Linked DNA regions of Homo sapiens: region 1 is linked to region 2. The links are chromatin contacts, found by Hi-C or POLR2A ChIA-PET in ENCODE. All regions are on one chromosome and are shown on one strand. The core of a region is the stretch at or near the end of the contact, and the rest is flanking DNA. Distances in the headings are between cores, read along the strand shown. Region 1 overlaps MAST2 (microtubule associated serine/threonine kinase 2). Region 2 holds the start of MMACHC (metabolism of cobalamin associated C).

Region 1 (2,790 bases), core at 103-2,602, 430 kb after region 2:
CCTGTACCCCACTGCAGCCAGAGTCATGTCAGTGGCCATATTAGGATGTCTTTTTTATCTCTCTTTTTTTAATTTGATGAGTATAACTATTATAGGCTGAATTATGTTCTACTAAAATTTGTATAGGTTGAAGTCCTAACCCCTAGTAACTCAGAACGTCACTGTATTTGGAGACAGGATCTTTAAAGGGGCAATTAAGGTTAAATGAAGTCTTTGAGATAGATCCTAATCCAGTATGACTTGTGTCCTTACGAGAAGAGGGGATTAGGACACAGACAAGCACAGAGGGAAGGCCATGCAAAGACAAAGGGAGGTAGCCATTTAGAATCCAAGGAATGAGGTCATAGAAGAAACCAACCCTGCTAATGCCCTTATCTTGGACTTCTAGCCTGAACTATGAGGAAATAAATTTCTGTTGGTTAAGTCACCCAGTTTGTGATACTTGGTTATGTATGGCAACCCTAGTAAACCAACACAGCTATTGAGGCATTTGGCTGCATTGCCCCAGAGTTGGAAAACAGTGTCCCCTTGCATCATAGTGTAGTGAGGACTAGCCCTGCTTAAGGTCTTAAGCCTCTTTATTGACTGTATCTTAGGGATGGTCTTAGGACCTTACAAATTGTTGCCCGTAATAATTTGAAGGACAATGAAGATACAGTCTTGAAATGATACCCACTCTAGCTCTGTAATACATTGCGTTTTATGCCTTGATTGGAAGGAATGAGTCTGTTATAAACAAACGTTGATGCTAGCTCTTAAGTGTCTCAGATGGGTATGATGAACCTTAAGAGGCATAATAAATTTCATTGTGATTTGGGTTAAATTAAATAACCACTAACCTTTACTCCATTTGCATGTCTTCTAAGAAAATGATTCCAGAGTATTGATTGGCACTCAGATGGGGGTGTTGCATTTTTAGAGTAAGAGTGCTAGATTGACTTTGTGTTGTAAGTGGTGTCCTTGAAGAGAGGAGGCAGTTGTGTCTCTGGCTATTCACTGGCCCAGCTGTAGGCCTGCTGGAGAGAGAAGTTTGATGTTAACAGCTTAATGGAACACAGAATGACTTAGGTTTTGAATCAGTTTTGAATTGCCATAGACTTTGTCAGCCCTGAAGTAGGAGGGCTTGCAGCAGGAAATCCTTACTAGAGTGATTTTTATATTGGAAGCATTCTAGCTTTATCTTGCTTCCTACTGCATAGGAATTTCTTCCATACAATGTCTAGCAAAAAGCTATTCAGCCTTTGCTTGAACATCTTCAGCAACAAGCAGTTCACTCTCAAAGCTTTCATCCAGTGGTACCAATTTAGTTCTCTGGCACCTCCTATGTCACACGTATGAGAGACTTTTGGTAGACTTGCGTGGCAAATGGACAGGTGTTCCTTTGGGCCTCCTCCAGAACTAGGCAACCTTTGAAACCCCTTTTTGGTAGTGTCAAAATTATTTCCTGCCAAAGAGAAAGCACTATTTTCATTTTACCAACACCTGCTTTTCTTGTCTTGTCTTTTTTTAAACAACTGCTTTTCAGAGTAATTTCAAAAGAGGAACATCTCCCAGAACTTGTTCTTATCCTGGCCCTGCTGCATAGTGGTGGTAGGCAGATTACTTCACTTCTTTCTACCTCAGTTCTCTTCATTATTAAAATGGGACTCACAATAGTATTTCAAGGATTATAGTAAGAATTAAGTGAGTCAGTACATCTACAATTGTTTAGATATTACCTGGGCTGCTAGACTGGTTATTTTGCTGCTTCCATTGTTGGGAGACTCAGATGTTGCTAATTCTTAGCACTTCATTTTGCTTCCATTACTTTTTTCTTTGCTTCTATTACTTTTCTCATATTCTTATTTTCCCTTGGATATATTGCCTACCATATGTCCATACTGCAGAAGCTCCATTACTGGCTTAGGTGAGGCAGTGGCAGCTGGGTGCCCTCCTGCCCTCTCATGCATTCTCACTAATTGTTTCTGCTGAAAACTGGCCTGTTGGGGCTCAGCAGGACATGGACTGAAATGAAAAACACTTTGAATTACATTCTTTCTAAAAGACCATTTTTTGGCAATGAGGAAAGTCCATCAAAACGGTTTCAAGGTATTTCATTTCTCCTCTTACAGCAGGGAAAGCGCATCTTGAGAGTATCTTCAGAAGAAGTGATTCTCTTGTTAGAGTAGGGAAGGTTTTTTGATTTTTTTTTTTTGTTTTTTCATTGAAAAGGTAAAATAATGAAGACTAGTGCTGTGCTTTAACTTCAGGAACCCTTATATGCGACAGATAGTTTTTCATAGACCCTGGCTCCAGGTGACCCTGAATGAAGATATAATCCTGTATGGCTAGATGCCAAATGGTTGCTCTTGCCTATCAGGGGACCTGTCCCGATAATCATGTAGGTTCTTTTATATTTTTCCTAAGCGTCGGCTGGCTTGAGAAATAAAGGGACAGAGTACAAAAGAGAGAAATTTTAAAGCTGGGTGTCCGGGGGAGACATCACACGTTGGTAGGATCCGTGATGCCCCACAAGCCACAAAAACCAGCAAGTTTTTATTAGGGATTTTCAAAAGGGGAGGGAGTGTGCGAATAGGTGTGGGTGACAGACATCAAGTACTTAACAGGGTAATAGAATATCACAAGGCAAGTGGAGGCAGGGCGAGATCACAGGACCACAGGACCGAGGCGAAATTAAAATTGCTAATGAAATTTCGGGCACTATTGTCATTGATAACATCTTATCAGGAGATAGAGTTTTGAGATCAACCGGTCTGACCACAATTTATTAGGCGGGAATTTCCTCTTCCT
Region 2 (2,953 bases), core at 57-2,556:
ACCTGAGCCTGACATTGAAATTAGGATCAGAGAATAGCAACCTCACCCCAGAGAGAGGATGGGCTCTAGGACTCAGGGCAGCTCAGCCTTTGTGGAACTATGGGAGTCTCTAAAGCCCAAGGCTGTTGAGCTTGGACTCCTGACTGCAGAGGCAAGTGATGAGAGGAAATCCAGGTCCCAGCCAGGTCCCCGGCTGAGGAAATAAGGAAGGGTTAAGTGCAGGGTCTGTGTGGGGAAACAGAGTTCAGGAAAGGACAGAGTTGGAATTTGGAAGGAATAATGGATGATACGGGCACTGGAGGAAGGCACAGAAAGAGAAAGGGCTTGGAAGTAGAAAGAGACATTACTTACCTGCGGTGGAGACCCCAAGAAGATACAGCCACTGCTACAGAAGAAACAGATGCACAGGCCAATGAGCTCTGTGGAGACCCCAAGAGGATACAGCCACTGCTACAAAAGAAACAGATGCACAGGCCAATGAACTCTGAGAGTCCCTTAGCCTCCCCACGCAAACTGGGGACCTCCACCAACCCCTCACCTTATTCCGGACCACATTTCCATCAGTAGCGTTGAGAAGCACATCCAGCTGCTCAAACCAGCTGAGGCTCGTATTCATATCCTGTGGCAGGGGAGCGGCAGGGGTCTGGCTCCCTGGTGTCTTGTGCTTGCTCTCCTAGCGGGGGATACCCAAGGTATCCCCAGGAAAGGCCACCACGTTAGATGGAAAGAGGGAAGTGGGGATGCAACACTGGGGTAGGTGGATGCACTATCAGACCAAAACTGCGATCCTGTGACTAGGGAAAGGAAGGACGCTCTTGGGGAACTGGGGGAAAAGCGGGATACCGTGATGATACGCAGATATCAGGTGGGGATTGAAGGTGCCAGAACCTGGTTGAGACCTCCCCAGAAGTAGTACACTGGCGCCACCACGCCAAACCTGTGCCAGTGACAACTGCCGCCGCCGGGTTCAAAACTTCGGGTTGGTTTTGAAAGTCCGACTTTGGACTGGCTGCCGCAGCGCCACCTGGGAAACTGAGGTCGCCTCTTGCGAACACAACCGGCGATGGAGGCGGTGGAACTACCTTTCTCTAGAAGAGACACGTACATGCACACCCCCACCGTGTAGCTTGCCGGGAAACTGAGTCTTCCTGATTTCGTGTGGCTGTCTCCAAGGAGGAAACGAACTACGCATCCCAAGATGCATCGCGCATAGGCAATATGGTCCCGCTACTGGACCCATTTCCTACCTGGGAAATGGAGTCGAAGCTGACTCAAAACGTAACGGCCCAATTGTCCTTGAGACTTCATTCCCCAGCAAGCTCAGCGTGTAACGTGCGCTATGGAGCCGAAAGTCGCAGAGCTGAAGCAGAAGATCGAGGACACGCTATGTCCTTTTGGCTTCGAGGTTTACCCCTTCCAGGTTAGTTTATCCCTCCTGCTGTTCTAGGGCGAAATATATGATTGGCTTCGTTGCAACTGGCGTGAGGCCTCGGGAGCCTCTGATCCTCCTGGGTTCCTGCAGCCCAGTGTCCATGTGACAACAGGGACAGAGTTTCAGTGGGGGCTTGGGTTAAAAAGGTAGTGGTCGAGGCCGGGCATGGTGGCTCACGCCTGTAATCCCAGCACTTTGGGAGGCCGAGGCGGGCGGATCACCTGAGGTGAGGAGTTCGAGACCAGCCTGGCCAACATGGTGAAACCCCATCTCTACTAAAAATATAAAATTAGCCGGGCGTGGTGGTGCATGCCTGTAATCCCAGCTACTCGGGAGGCTGAGGCAGGACAATTGCTTGAACCCATGAGACGGAGGTTGCAGTGAGCCGAGATTGCGCCATTGCAGTCCAGCCTGAGCAACAAAGAGCGAAACTCCGTGTCAAAAAAAAAAAAAAAAAAAAAAGTTGTCGCATGTTTAACCTTTTGCCACCATATAATGCCGGATTCGTTAACGGGAGACACCATATGACCTGTAGCGTGTGTGGCTCAGATTGTCACCTATATAATTTACAAGAAGAAAGGGACCTGTGAGGCAAAGTCACCTTGGAACTTCCTAAAGGATTTAGGAGAGGGCAAAGCCTAGAAGGTTTGCATAGCTATCATTTAGGTCAGCTGAGGAAGGAAGGGCATTCCTGGTGATGAACAGGCAAACAATTGGCTGGTTTGTTCCCTCTACCAACAGAAGGATAATTCATGATATTTCCAGTCATCAGTGCTGGGCTGGGTAATGAAACTTTGTACACTTGCCTGGCACAGCAGTCTCAGCACCGCACCCCGACCCCCATTTACACGGTTACATTTCCCCACATCAGTGCCCTGTGCACTGAGCAGTTAAGTTACAAAGCTAAATCAGCTCAGCTTGAGCCCTTTGCCTGATGCTTAAGAGACTACCCACTTCCCATTCCTTCTGCTGAGTGGCTCACAGCAGTCCTGGGAGAGGATATAGAGGGAGAAGTAGGTTGGGTCTAGCTTGAGACTGGTCTTGCCAGAAAAAATGGAATTGAGCTATATATGAAAAGATAGATTGGAAGGAAGGAGGGTTATGTACATCCCAAATATCAGAAAAAGCTTGAGTAAAGGTGTGGAGATAGTGGTGTGGTGTTACCAAGTAAAAGGGCTTGATGCCTGATGTGCTGGAAGCTAATATTATGACACTGGGTTTTTGAGAAAACAAAAGCTATTTGTTGCAGATCGACCTTTAACTCTTTGAGACACCGTTTCAGTGGATGGCAGGTGTGTGGGAGAGTGAGAATGCCTATCTGGCAAGTTGAGTAGACCTGGGTATTAGGAGCTTTTGTACTGAACAAAGCCAACTGCAGCCCTGCCAGTCACCCTAGGCTCCTACCTCTCACCTCCCTACCCCCACATCCAATCAGCCACCAAGACCTATAAGACTGTCTACTGAATCTCCCAAATCCATTCCCTTGTATTCCACCCATCTATGCTGTGGTCCAGGCCACCA

The links. Hi-C counts contacts between places; a loop is a spot of excess contacts on that map. ChIA-PET counts read pairs that join two places held with the same protein, here RNA polymerase II (POLR2A). Pooled maps may share reads with other maps.
Region 1: a pooled map shows a loop between it and region 2 (2.6-fold over the local background). The contact joins the enhancer-like site here to the promoter of MMACHC in region 2. A Hi-C loop is called at or near these places in 1 of 50 pooled maps. POLR2A ChIA-PET finds 5 or more read pairs at or near these places in 2 of 52 experiments (BJ and WTC11).

What each region holds. Positions count from the first base shown.
Region 1 is chr1:45,924,564-45,927,353 of GRCh38, forward strand. All of the region lies in intron 4 of MAST2 (microtubule associated serine/threonine kinase 2), which reads left to right. Among named protein-coding and RNA genes, the nearest start is that of MAST2, 120 kb to the left of the region's middle. RefSeq lists a silencer at 754-1,048 and an enhancer at 2,633-2,790. Within about 2 kb of position 1,353, at least 4 of the 41 ENCODE cell types and tissues checked have a DNase peak (open chromatin) inside an H3K27ac peak, as active enhancers do.
Region 2 is chr1:45,498,994-45,501,946 of GRCh38, forward strand. It overlaps MMACHC (metabolism of cobalamin associated C), which reads left to right and starts at 1,307. Exons shown (of 4, transcript NM_015506.3): 1 at 1,307-1,420. The coding sequence starts at 1,340. CCDC163 (CCDC163 homolog) reads right to left here and starts at 1,080. Exons shown (of 5, transcript NM_001102601.3): 1 at 539-1,080; 2 at 352-450. The coding sequence starts at 616. RefSeq lists enhancers at 1,020-1,552, 1,102-1,301.